2 separate regions of the Homo sapiens genome follow, and region 2 is linked to region 1. Evidence: chromatin contacts called from ENCODE Hi-C or POLR2A ChIA-PET data. All regions are on one chromosome and are shown on one strand. The core of a region is the stretch at or near the end of the contact, and the rest is flanking DNA. Distances in the headings are between cores, read along the strand shown.

Evidence for each region. Hi-C counts contacts between places; a loop is a spot of excess contacts on that map. ChIA-PET counts read pairs that join two places held with the same protein, here RNA polymerase II (POLR2A).
Region 2: a map of breast epithelium shows a loop between it and region 1 (16-fold over the local background). The contact joins two enhancer-like sites. A Hi-C loop is called at or near these places in 1 of 168 maps with a recorded cell type or tissue (breast epithelium). POLR2A ChIA-PET finds 5 or more read pairs at or near these places in 2 of 52 experiments (AG04450 and WTC11).

Annotation. Positions count from the first base shown.
Region 1 is chr7:73,753,810-73,760,630 of GRCh38, forward strand. No RefSeq gene overlaps it. Among named protein-coding and RNA genes, the nearest start is that of CLDN3, 13 kb to the right of the region's middle. Within about 2 kb of position 4,787, at least 7 of the 41 ENCODE cell types and tissues checked have a DNase peak (open chromatin) inside an H3K27ac peak, as active enhancers do.
Region 2 is chr7:74,391,037-74,397,926 of GRCh38, forward strand. It overlaps CLIP2 (CAP-Gly domain containing linker protein 2), which reads left to right. Exons shown (of 17, transcript NM_003388.5): 14 at 6,038-6,197. Among named protein-coding and RNA genes, the nearest start is that of GTF2IRD1, 59 kb to the right of the region's middle. RefSeq lists a silencer at 4,815-5,004. Within about 2 kb of position 3,820, at least 9 of the 41 ENCODE cell types and tissues checked have a DNase peak (open chromatin) inside an H3K27ac peak, as active enhancers do.

The DNA.
Region 1 (6,821 bases), core at 3,537-6,036:
TCAAACAATTCTTGTTCCTCAGCCTTCTGAGTAGCTGGGATTACAGGCTCGCACCACCATGCCTGGCTAATTTTTGTATTTTTAGTAGAGACGGTGTTTCACCATGTTGGCCAGGCTGGTCTTGAGCTCCTGACCTCAGGTGATCCGCCTGCCTCGACCTCCCAAAGTGCCGGGATTACAGGCATGAGCCACCGCGCCTGGCCTCTTACTGTTTCTGGATATGAATTTCCTGCTTCAATCAGGTCAGCCTCTGCTCACTCTTGTGCATATCATTTTTCTGCCTTGTGCATATCATTTTTCTCCTTGCTGTTGCCCATCAGTGAATCCTGCTTGGGAAGGCTTCCCCTCTTAGCTCTGCCCATCTCAAACTTACTTATTTAAGACTCAGAAGCATACTTATAGGTTGGGCATGGTGGCTCACGCTTGTAATTCCAGCATTTTGGGAGGGTGAGGTGGGCGGATCACTTGAGCCCAGGAGTTCCAGACCAGCCTGGGCAATATGACAAAACCCTGTCTCTATTTAAAAAAAGAAATTTAGGCCGGGCGCAGTGGTTCATGCCTATAATCCGAGCACTTTGGGAGGCCGAGGTGGGCGGATCACAAGGTCAGGAGATCGAGACCATCCTGGCTAACATGGTGAAACCCCGTCTCTGCTAAAAATACAACAACAACAAAAAATTAGCCGGGTGTGGTGGCAGGCACCTGTAGTCCCAGATACTTGGGAGGCTGAGGCAGGAGGATAGCATGAACCCGGGAGGCAGAGCTTGCAGTGAGCTGAGATGGCGCCACTGCACTCCAGCCTGGGCAACCAAGCGAGACTCCATCTCAAAAAAAAAAAAAAAAAAAAAAAAAAAAGAAATGTAATTAAAAAACAACAACAACAACAACCAGCCCTGCAGCACTATTCACAATAGCAAAGGCATGGAATCAACCTAAATGCCCATCAGTGATAGACTGGATAAAGAAAATGTGGTACATATACACCATGGAGTACTATGCAGCTATAAAAAAGAATGAGAACGTGTCTTTTTCAGGAACATGGATGGAGCTTGAGGCTGTTATCCTTAGCAAACTAACACAGGAGCAGAAAACCAAATAGCGTATGTTCCTGCTTATAAGTGGGAGCTAAATGATAAGAACTTATGAACACAAAGAGGGAAACAACAGACACTGGTGTCTACTTGAGGGTGAGGGTGGGAGGAGGGAGAGGAGCAGAAAAGATCACTATTGGGTACTGGGCTTACTTGGGTGACAAAATAATCTGTTCAACAAACTCCTGTGACACGTGTTTACCTATGTAAGAAACCTTCATATGTATCCCCAAACCTAAAATAAAAGTTAATTAAAAAACCCAACCAAACCAAAAACCGGCCAGGCGTGGTGGCTCACGGCTGTAATCCCCACACTTTGGGAGGCCAAGGTGGGCAGATCACTTGAGGTTAGGAGTTTGAGAGCAGATGGGCCAACATGATGATACACCATCTCTACTAAAAATACAAAAAGTTTGGCTGGGGATGGTGGCTCACGCCTCTAACCCCAGCACTTTGGGAGGCCAAGCCAGGAGGATCACCTGAGGTCAGGAGTTCGAGACTGGCCTGGCCAACATGGCAAAACACTGTCTCTACTAAAATTACAAAAATTAGGCGTGCTGGTGGGTGCCTGTAATCATAGCTACTTGGGAGGCTGAGGCAGCAGAATTGCTTGAATCCGGTAGGTGGAGGTTGCAGTGAACCGAGATCGTGCCATTGTACTCCAGCCTGGGCGACAAGAGGTAAACTCTGTCTCAGAAAAACCCCCAAAGTTAGCTGGGCATGGGGGTGGGTGCCTGTAATCCCAGCTACTTGAGAGGCTGAAGCGGGAGAATTCCTTAAACCCGGGAGGCGGAGGTTACAGTGAGCTGAGATCGCACCACTGCATCCTAGCCTGGGCCAGAGAGCGAGACCCCGTCTCAAAGAAAACAATAACAACAACAAAAAACTAAAAAACCAAAACCAAAACAAAAAAACCCTACTTATTCAAGGCTGTCTATGAAGTCTTTTTAGACTGTTATACCCCTCTATGACCTTTGAACTCTTCTGGACCCAATCTGCTATTCCTTGATTGCACATAAGACATAATTAATTTATTTTCCAAACTGCATGATGGGCGCGGGCCTTGTCTTCCCTTTACAGAGCATCAGCTCTGAGCAGGGCATTCTGCTAGGCTCAGGGCATACTGAGGATGACAAGATGCTTAGGGGTTGCTCCCTGACAGAGCATGGTCTGGGGGTAGAGGAAAGATAAGCTAAGAGGTGATTCTGGACCAGTGTAACAAATAGCATCGAATGGTCATGGTTGCGGGATGCACAGGAGTCAGGGAACCGTTCTCAACTGAGATGTGAAATGACCTCTTTTTTTTTTTTTTTTCTTTTTTGAGATCGAGTCTCACTTTGTCACCCAGGCAGTGCAGTAGTGCAATCTCGGCTCACTGCAACCTCCGCCTCCCGGGTTCAAGCAGTTCTCCTCCTCAGCCTCCCGAGTAGCTGGGATTACAGGCGCCCGCCACCACGCCTGGCTAATTTTTTTGTATTTTTAGTAGAGATGGGGTTTTACCATGTTGGCCAGGCTGGTCTCGAACTCCTGGCCTCAAGTGATCCACCTGCTTTGGCCTTCCAAAGTGCAGGGATTACAGGCGTGAGCCACTGTACCCGGCTGAATGATTTCTCTCTTTCTTTTTTTTTTTTTTCCCTGAGCAATCTTGCTCTCTTGCCCGGGTACAGAGCAGTGGCACGATTATAGCTCACTGCAGTCTTGACCTTATATGCTCAAGTGATCCTCTCACTTCAGCCTCCCAAATAGCTAGGACTATAGGCATGTGCCACCATGCCTGGTTAATTTTTAACATTTTTTGTAGAGATGGGGGTCTTGCTATGTTGCCCTGGCTGGTCTCAAGTGATCAACTTCTGGGCTCAAAGTGATCCTCCCACCTTGGCCCCCCAAAGCGCTTGTATTACAGGCATGAACCACCAGGCCTAGGCTATAAAGTGATCTCTAAGCTTGGCAAGTAGAGTGGGGTAAGATTGGATAAACTGCCAAGAAGAGAGAACTTGTGGCCAGGCATGATGGCTCATGCCTGTAATCCCAGCACTTTGGGAGGCCGAGGCGGGAGGATCACCTGAGGTCAGGAGTTTGAGACCAGCCTGGCCAATATGGTGAAACCCCACTTCTACTAAAAATACAAAATTTAGCCAGATGCAGTGGCACGTGCCTATAATCCCAGCTACTCAGGAGGCTGAGGCTGGAGAATTGCTTGAACCCAGGAGTGAGCTGAGATTGTGCCACTGCACTCCAGCCTAGGTGACAGAGCAAGACTCTGTCTCAAAAAAAAGAAGAGAGGGCCGGGCATGGTGGCTTACACCTGTAATCCCAGCACTTTGGGAGGCTGAGACGGGCGGATCATCTGAGGTCAGGAGTTCGAGACCAGCCTGGCCAACATGCTGAAACCCCTGTCTCTACTAAAAAAATACAAAAATTAGCCGGGCGTGGTGGCATGTGCCTGTAATCCCAGCTACTCAGGACGCTGAGGCTGGAAAATCACTTGAACCCAAGAGGCAGAGGTTGCAGTGGGCTGAGAACGTGCCACTGTACTCCAGCCTGGGCAACAGAGCAAAACTCTTTTCTCTAGAGACGAAGAAGAGAGAACTTGTGCTGAAGCCTATGGTCCAGAGAGTGCAGGGAGAGTGCAGGGTTTTTGAGGAGAGAAAGGATGTCGAGTGGGGTTGAGCTTGGTGGCTGGGATGTGGAAGGGCAGTTTGGGGAGCACAGGTGGAAACAGAGAGGCGAGCATGGCCTGTGCTCACAGGGGCTCCTAAGGCATGGCATGAAGTCTGAGTGGGATCTGGAGGGCCATCTGGGGGTAGAGGGCCTGAAGGATTTTAAGTAGGGGAATGACATGGTCAGACTCAGGATTGCACTGCGACTAATGGCTTGGAAAGGGGCATAGCTAGGTTGGGAGTGTAGGGAGGGAGCCTGGGGACCAGAAACCCTCTCCAGGCTGTTACAGAAAGAGGGTGGTGTCCTGGCTGAAGTTGCGGCGGTGCGAGTGGAGAATAGAGGTCGATGCATCCAGACATAAAGAGAAGGTTGACAGTTTAGGGACTGGTTATTTTATTTTATTTTTTTTTGAGACTGAGTCTTGCTCCGTCGCCCAGGCTGGAGTGCAGTGGCGTTATCTTGGCTCACTGCAATCTCTGCCTCCTGGTTTCAAGCGATTCTCCTGCCTCAGCCTCCCAAGTAGCTGGAATTATAGGCGTGTGCCACCACGCCCAGCTAATTTTTGTATTTTTAGTAGAGACAGGGTTTCACTATGTTGGTCAGGCTGGTCTCGAACTCCCGACCTCAGGTGATCCACCCGCGTCGGCCTCCCAAAGTGCTGGGATTACAGGGTGAGCCACCGCGCCTGGCACCACCTTTTTTTTTTTTTTTTTAAATTTTGGAGACAGAGTCTCGCTCTGTCGCCCAAGCTGGAGTTCAATGGCGTGATCACGGCTTACTGCAGCCTCGACCTCCTGGGCTCAAACAATCCTCCCACCTCAGCCTCCTGAGTAGCTGGGACTACAGGCATGCACCAACACATCTGGCTAATTTTTGCATTTTTTATAGAGACAGGGTGTTGCTTTGTTGCCCGGGCTGGTCTTGAACTCCTGGCCTCAAGTGATCCTCCCATCTCTGCTTCCCAAAGTGCCAGGATTGCAAGCGTGAGCCACTGCACCTGGCCAATACCCCTTCTTTTATAGTTATGAGCTAGAGGCAGCAAGTGACTTGGTCAAGGTCCCACAGTGGGCACCTGACACCCATGCTCTTGCTCTCTCCTGGCTCTGCAGAGCATTCTTGTCTCAGCATGGGTGACCTTTCGGGCAATCCTGGTATGGGAGGGGGAAGGAAGGTACTATCTGTTCTTCCAGGCCAGCCACAGACCTTGAGGGAGCCACAATAAACGCTGTGTTTGTTTGATAAAGCAGTTGGCTTTTGGTCTGGCAGGAGGAAGAGCTGGAACAGGTGTGGCAAGAGCGGGCAGCCTGCAGCACCTCTGTGGGAGATGGGTGAGACAGCCCCAGGGCCTGGCAGGGGGCTCCAGGGCTGTGAGTTTTGAAGAAACCTAGGGACTTTCTCAGCCATCTCTCTCATGTGGCACCACCCCAGGGCCTGGCAGGGGGCTTTGTGGGTGTGGAGTTTGAAGAAACCTAGGGACTTTCTCACAACCTAGCCATCCCCCACGCGTGGCCACCTCTCTCATGTGGCACCACCCCAGGGCCTGGCAGCGCGCTCCAGGGCTGTGGAGTTTGAAAATCCCAGGGACAGCCAGGCACGGTGGCTCACGCCTGTAATCCCAGCACTTTGGAAGGCCGAGGTGGGCAGATCACCTGAGGTCAGGAGTTCAAGACCATCCTGGCAAACATGATGAAACCCTGTCCCTACTAAAAATACAAAAATTAGCTGGGTGCAGTGGCAGGCACCTGTAATCCCAGCTACTTGGGGGGCTGAGGCAGGAGAATCGCTTGAACCCGGGAGGCGGAGGTTGCAGTGAGTGGAGATTGCGCCATTGCACTCCAGTCTGGGTGACAGAACGAGATTCTATCTCAAAAAAAGAAAAAAAAGGCCGGGCGCAGTGGCTCACGCCTGTAATCCCAGCACTTTGGGAGGCCAAGGTGGGCGGATCACGAGGTCAGGAGATCGAGACCATCCTGGCTAACATGGTGACACCCCGTCTCTACTAAAAAAATACAAACAATTAGCCAGGCGTGGTGGTGGGCGCCTGTAGAACCAGCTACTCGGGAGGCTGAGGCAGGAGAATGGTGTGAACCTGGGAGGCAGAGCTTGCAGTGAGCTGAGATCGCGTCACTGCACTCCAGCCTGGGCGACAGAGCAAGACTCCGTCTAAAAAATAAATAAAAACAAAAACAAAAACAAAACAGAAAATCCCAGGGACTTTCTCACCATCCACCCAACACTCTCATGTTCCCAGGCCCCTGCCTGACGGAATACACCAAAATTTTTTTTTTTTTCTGAGATGGAGTCTCACTCCCTCGTCCAGGGTGGAGTGCAGTGGTGTGATCTCGGCTCACTGCAACCTCCGCCTTCTGGGTTCAAGAAATTCTCCTGCCTCAGTCTCCCAAGTAGCTGAGATTATAGTTGTAAGCCACTGCACCTGGCTGTGAGCCACCACGCCCAGCCCAAAATCTTAACAATACAAACTCACATTAATTGAACTCCTACTGTATACATAGCACTATGCCATGTGCTTTTCGTGCAGACAGGCATGCCTTCATTCCACAGATATTTCTGACCAGCCTCCTTGTGCCAGCCCTCTCTGGGTGCTACAGACAGAGAGAAACAGCTCAAGACACTGTCCGTGACCTTGGGAGATGACTTTCTGGTAGAGAAGTCTAACAAGAAACAAAACAACAATTGGCCAGGCTTGGTCACTCACACCTGTAATCCCAGCATTTTGGGAGGCTGAGGCAGGCAGATCACTTGAGGCCAGGAGTTCGAGACCAGCCTGGCCAACATAGCGAAATCCCATCTCTACTAAAAATACAAATTATTATCTGGGCACGGTGGCTGACACCTGTAATCCCAGCTGCTTGGGAGGCTAAGGCAGGAGAATCGCTTGAACCTGGGAGGTGGAGGTTGCAGAGTGAGACTCTGTCCCAAAAAAAGAAAAGAAAAGAAAGGGCCAAGCGCAGTGGCTCACGCCTATAATCCCAGCACTTTGGGAGGCTGAGGTGGGCGGATCACAAGGTCAGGAGTTTGAGACCAGCCTGGCCAATATGGTGAAACCCC
Region 2 (6,890 bases), core at 2,570-5,069, 640 kb after region 1:
GAAACTCCATCAAAAAAAAAAGTAACTATTTTCCAAAACAAAAAATATTTACTGGGAAGAGTGGCATTATTTCAAATTTTTGCAAAATCCTTGAATATTGGGGCTTAATAGGAGAAACTAGATTCTGGCATCTTTTTCCATGTTCCATCTTTGCAATTTGCTCTTTTGGTTGAACTATGTTCTAAAAATCTGATCTTACATAGATATGTAGTTAGAAAACAAAGGAGTATTTGAATGTCCTTTTCAAATCATGGTTAGTATTTCTACTAGCCCCAGAAAAAACCTATTGTATTCTGAAGAGAAGTAATGAAAATAGTTTTGTTATTATTACAAAAATAGTTTTGAGCCATAGATCCCTTGAAAAGGTTTTAAGGGACCCACTGGGATTTCCTCAGAACACACTTTAGCATCCAATGAGCTAGATTCAGTCGATAGACATGGTTTGTGTGGTCCCTCTGAGCCTTTAAGAAATTAGACTAACAATTAAAAATCAGAAGATGGGGCCAGGCGCAGTGCTTCACCCCTGTAATACCAGCACTCTGGGAGGCCAAGGCAGGCAGATCACTTGAGCTCAGGAGCTTGAGACCAGCCTGGTCAACATGGCGAAACCCCGTCTCTACTAAAAATACAAAAATTAGCCAGGCATGGTGGCACACACCTGTAGTCCCAGCTACTCAGGAGGCTGAGGCAGGAGAGTCACTTGAACCCGGGAGGCAGAGGTTGCAGTGAGTCGAGATTGTGCCACTGCACTCCAGCCTGGGCAATAGAGTGAGACTCTGTCTCAAAGAAGAAGAAGAAAAAAAAAGGTTAATTAATTAAAGAAAATAAAAATCAAATGTTACAGAAAAGCCAGATTTCTCCACATTCCCTTAAAAAATGGGAAGATCTGGCATGGCATGGTGGCTCACACCTGAAATCCCAGCACTTTGGGAGGCGGAGACTGGAGGATCACTTGAGCTCAGGAGTTCAAGACCAGCCTGGGCAACACAGCAAGACCCCATCTCTACAAAAAAATAGAAAAATAGCTGGGCGTGGCTGGGCGCAGTGGCTCACGCCTGTAATCCCAGCACTTTGGGAGGCCGAGGCAGGCAGATCACGAGGTCAGGAGATCGAGACCATCCTGCCTAACACGATGAAACCCTGTCTCTACTAAAAATACAAAAAATTAGCCAGGCTTGGTGGTGGGCACCTGTAGTCCCAGCTACTGGGGAGGCTGAGGCAGGAGAATGGCGTGAACCTAGGAGGCGGAGCTTGGAGTGAGCCAAGATCACGCCGCTGCACTCCAGCCTGGGCGACAGAGTGAGACTCCATCTCAAAAAAAAAAAAAAGAAAAGGAAAGAAAAGAAAATAGCTGGGCGTGGAGCACACGCCTGTGGGTCCCAGCTACTCAGGAGGCTGCGGTAGTAGGATTACTTGGGCCCAGGAAGTGGAGACTCAGTAAGCCATGATCATACCACAGCCTGGGCGACAGAGCAAGACCCTGTCTCAAAAAACAATAAGTAAAAGGCTGAGTGTGGTGGCTGCTCACGCCTGTAATCCCAGCACTTTGGGAGGCCGAGGCAGGTAGATCACCTGAGGTCAGGAGTTCGAGACCAGCCTGGCCAAGATGATGAAACCCCATATCTACTAAAAATACAAAAATTATCCAGGTATGGTGAAGCACGCCTGTAATCCCAGCTACTTCAGGCAGGAGAATCACTTGAACTAGGAGGTGGAGGTTGCAGTGAGCCAAGATCGTGCCATTGCACTCCAGCCTGGGCAACAAGAGTGAAACTCTGTCTCAAAAATAATAATAGTAATAAACACAATTTTAAAAAATAACAAATGGCAAGACCTAACAACACAGGACAGACTTCCAGCATGGCGATCACCCCATCATAGCTGGGGAGCCCCTGCCCCCTTCTGATGGGCGTGGGCCCCCTGAGTCTCCTGGGGAGGCCCCACTTTCCCTTCATTATTTTTCTTACTCCCAATTCCCCAGCCCCTGTAAGCATTTGCTTTTTTTTTTTTTTTTTTTGAGACGGAGTCTTACTCTGTTGCCCAGGCTGCAGTACAGTGGCGCGATCTCAGGTCACTGCAACCTCCACCTTCTGGGTTCAAGCGATTCTCCTGCCTCAGCCTCCCGAGTAGCTGGGATTACAGGCGCCCATCACCATGCCCAGCTAATTTTTAGTAGGGACAGGGTTTCACTGTGTTGGCCAGGCTGGTCTCCAACTCCTAACCTCAAGTGATCTGCCTGCCTCTGCCTCCCAAAGTGCTGGGAGTACAGGCATGAGCCACCGCACTGGGCCCAGCATTTGCATTTCTTTTTTTTTTTGAGATGGAGTTTTGCTCTTGTTGTCCAGGCTGGAGTGCAGTGGCACAATCTCTGCTCACTGCAACCTCCACCTCCTAGGTTCAAGTGATTCTCCTGCCTCAGCCTTATGAGTAGCTGGGATTACAGGCATGTGCCACCATGCCCGGCTAATTTTGTATTTTTAGTAGAGATGGGGTTTCTCCATGTTGGTCATGCTGGTCTCGAACTCCCGACCTCAGGTGATCCACCCGCCTCAGCCTCCCAAAGTGCTGGGAATACAGGTGTGAGCCACTCTGCCGGGCCCAGCATTTGCATTTCAACCCAAGTTAAAGGAATCTCTTTGAAGCACAGACATCCTTTTGTAAAAGAAGAAATGCTACCTCCTTTCCTTCTATACAGATTAAGAGTTGCTCTAGCTACATTTGCTACAAATCTAACACCTTTCTAGAAACTGTAGCCCTGCCCAGGAAGGAAACAGATGCGATGAGGCAATCTAGGAATTTTCCAGAACAACACTGCCCTCTGCAGATGCAGCCTGTGTTTTTCCAGTAGGAACAAACCAGCCAGGACCCTGGCCAGGGTTCCAGGGCTGCCCTCCCTCCCCTGTCTCCCATCCTAAGTGGAAAAGTTATTATTGGTGCCCTGCCTGGTCTCACTTTCTCCGAGGAAGCTTTCCGCCCTATCTCAGCCGCAGGATGCCCCTCCGCTGAGTCTCGATAGAACTTCCTGGAGTTTTGGGTCTTTATCCATTGTCTCTGAATTTTCCCTGTCATCTGAAGCCACATTTCCTCTTTCCCAGAGGGCCTCATCCCCGTCTCCCTGCTGTCAACAGCTGTCAACAGCCTCCTTCCATCCTTCAGCTCTCATCAGTTATGAGATTCCTCCCTTCTGGGATACCTTCTTTTTCTTCTTATTTTTTTTTTTTTTTTTTTTTTGAGATGGAGTTTTGCTCTTGTTGCCCAGGCTGGAGTGCAGTGGCACAATCTCTGCTCACCGCAACCTCTGCCTCCTGGGTTCAAGCAATTCTCCTGCCCCAGCTTCCCAAGTAGCTGGGATTACAGGCATGCGCCACCATGCCGGGCTAATTTTGTATTTTTAGTATAGATAGGGTTTCTCCATGTTGGTCAGGCTGGTCTCAAACTCCCGACCTCAGGTGATCCACCTGCCTCGGCCTCCCAAAGTGCTGGGAGCACAGGCGTGGGCCACCGCCCCGGGCCCAGCATTTGCATTTCAACCCGAGTTAAAGGAATCTCTTTGAAGCACAGACATCCTTTTGTAAAAGAAGAAATGCCATCTCCTTTCCTTCTATACAGATTAGGAGTTGCTCTAGCTACATTTGCTACAAATCTAACACCTTTCTAGAAACTGTAGCCCTGCCCAGGAGGGAAACAGATGCGATGAGGCAATCTAGGAATTTTCCAGAACAACACTGCCCTCTGCAGATGCAGCCTGTGCCTTTTCCAGTAGGAACAAACCAGCCAGGCCCCTGGCCAGGGTTCCAGGGCTGCCCTCCCTCCCCTGTCTCCCATCCTAAGTGGAAAAGTTATTCTTGGTGCCCTGCCTGGTCTCACCTTCTCCGAGGAAGCTTTCTGCCCTGTCTCAGCCACAGGATGCCCCTCTGCTGAGTCTCGATAGAACTTTCTGGAGTTTTGGGTCTTTATCCATTGTCTCTGAATTTTCCCTGTCATCTGAAGCCACATTTCCTCTTTCCCAGAGCCTGGCCTCATCCCCGTCTCCCTGCTGTCAACAGCTGTCAACAGCCTCCTTCCATCCTTCAGTTCTCATCAGTTATGAGATTCCTCCCTTCTAGGATACCTTCTTTTTCTTCTTCTTTTTTTTTTTTCTGAGACGGAGTTTTGCTCTGTGACCCAGGCTGGAGTGCAGTGGCGCAATCTTGGCTCACCGCAACCTCTGCCTCCTGGGTTCAAGCAATTCTCCTGCCCCAGCCTCTCAAGTAGCTGGGATTACAGGCATGCACTACCACGCCCAGCTAATTTTGTATTTTTAGTAGAGATGGGGTTTCACCATGTTGACAGGCTGGTCTTGACTCATGACCTCAAGTAATCTGCCCGCCTTGGCCTCCCAAAGTGCTGGGATTACAGGCATGTGCTACCACACCCAGCTAATTTTTGTATTTTGAGTAGAGATAGGGTTTTGCTATGTTGGCCAGGCTGGTCTCAAACTCCTGACCTCAGGTGATCTGTCCTCCTCAGCCTCCCAAAGTGCTGGGATTACAGGCATAAGCCACCATGCCTGGCCAGAGATACCTTCTTTTTGGCCAGTTTGCTAAGTCCAGTTCATTCTTCAGGGCTTAGCACATTGTCACCTCTTCCTTGAAGCCTTTCTTGATTGATACAGGCCACCGTGGGCTCCTCCACACTCCTGCAGTGCTTAGGATGGAGGTGGGAGATCAGCTAGGAATGCTTTGGTGACAGTGATGTCACATCCATCAAACAGCAGATTAAAGTAGCAGAGATTTCCTTTTCTTACATAACAAGAAATCTGGAGGTAGCTGTGACTGGCAGTTGGTTCAGGAGCTTAAGATCTCAGTGCCAACACCTTTGCAGTGCTCCCCGCCTCATGATTGCAAGGTGGCTGCTGAAAGTCCAGCCATCACATCATACATCATAGCAGAAAGGAGGAGGAAAGGGAAGGGAGCTGTGCCAGCAGATTTCCACTGTTCTCTACCCGTGGCCACCTAGTAAGGGAGTTTTCCCCTCTGTAGTAGTTGCAGGCAAGGGAAAACGCTAGGGCATAGGGGTGCATGTGCTCCTGCCTATGCCCATGGCAGGCATTACCAATCGATCACTGCACTGTTTCCTGCAGACCCCAAATGTGGCCTCAGAACCATTATCATCATAGTACTCCAGGTAGATCCTGTCAGTTGATTAAGAGGTGACATGGGAGATAAAACCCATTTGACATCAGGTATTTAAAATGTCTTGCTGGCCAGGGGTGGTGGCTCAAACTTGTAATCCCAGCGTTTTGGGAAGCCAAGGCGGGAGGATCACTTGAGGCCAGGAGTTCAAGATGACCCTGGGCGACATAGCAAGACCCTGTCTCTATTTTTTAAAAATAGATAAAATGTCTTGCCTCATGAGATTTCTTGGGTAAATGTTTTGGGGTTATGTGTGTGTGTGTGTGTGTGTTTTAATTAAACAAATATATTGTCTTTTCTTTAAAAATTTTATTTATTATTATTTTCTTTGAGACAGCCTTGCTCTGTTGCCCAGGCTGGAGTGCAATGGCACGATCTTGGCTCACTGCAACCTCCACCTTCCAGGTCCAAGTGATTCTCCTGCCTCAGCTGCCCGAGTACCTGGGATTACAGGCACTTACCACCACGACTGGCTAATTTTTGTATTTTTAGTAGAGATGGGGTTTCACCATGTTGGCCAGGCTGGTCTCAAACTCCTGACCTCAAATGATCCGCCCACCTCGGCCTTCTGAAGTGCTGGGATTACAGGCGTGAGCCACTGTGCTCTGCACTCCCCCCACAACAACTTTAAAAAGTACTCTAGGAAAGGTCAAGTCCTCAGGACCATCCCAGCCCCAAATCCTGGCCCCTCTTGGGCTTTGGTTGAATTGTGTCTACTGTGGCCCCTCGTGGCACAGATGCCATCTAGTAGCCCATGTCCCCCACCAGTTGGTCAGCCCCTGGACACTTGGCAAATTGCTAGAGTGTGGGAGCTGGAGGAGCCAGGGCTGAGTGCAGTGGTTCTGTGCCCGCCTCACCCCCAGGAGCCTGAACGAACTGCGGGTGTTGCTGCTGGAGGCCAATCGTCACTCCCCAGGGCCGGAGAGGGACCTGAGCCGTGAGGTACACAAGGCTGAGTGGCGGATCAAGGAGCAGAAACTCAAGGATGACATCCGGGGCCTGCGTGAAAAGCTGACCGGGCTGGTATGTGGGGTAGGGGTGGCCTAGGGGCAGGGGCACTAGTCCGGGTGGGGCTGGGCTAGCCTTGCTGTCAGGCCATGGAGACTGGAGACCTCCTGGAATGACCCCAGGGACAGCTGAGTCATGGTGAGGATTTGAAATCTTCTAGGACCACAGGCAGGTGGAGGGACCCTGGCTAGCCGCTTTTGCAGACATCATGGCTGCCTATGTGGCAGTCTGTGTGATACGGTGCAAAGGAAAACTTCCTATCTGACCTGTCCAGAGGCAGGATGAGCCAATACAGGTAAAGAGCTCCCTGTTCAGAGGAGTAATCAACCACAAGCCAGTTCCTTGCTCAGGGTCCTGCAGTGGGGCTTCACACATCAGTCTCAGGAAGGAGACAAGAACTTGAAAGTCTACAGCAAGCCTGGGATTCTGGGTGGCTGAGTTTTTTTTGTTTTTTTTTTTTTTTTTTGAGACAGAGTCTCGCTCTGTTGCCCAGGCTGGAGTGCAGTGGCGCGATCTCAGCTCACTGTAAGCTCTGCCTCCCTGGTTCACACCATTCTCCTGCCTCAGCCTCCCAAGTAGCTGGGACTACAGGCACCCGCCACCACGCCTGGCTAATTTTTTTGTATTTTTAGTAGAGACAGGGTTTCACCGTGTTAGGCAGGATGGTCTCGAACTCCTGACCTTGTGATCCTCCTGCCTCGGCCTCCC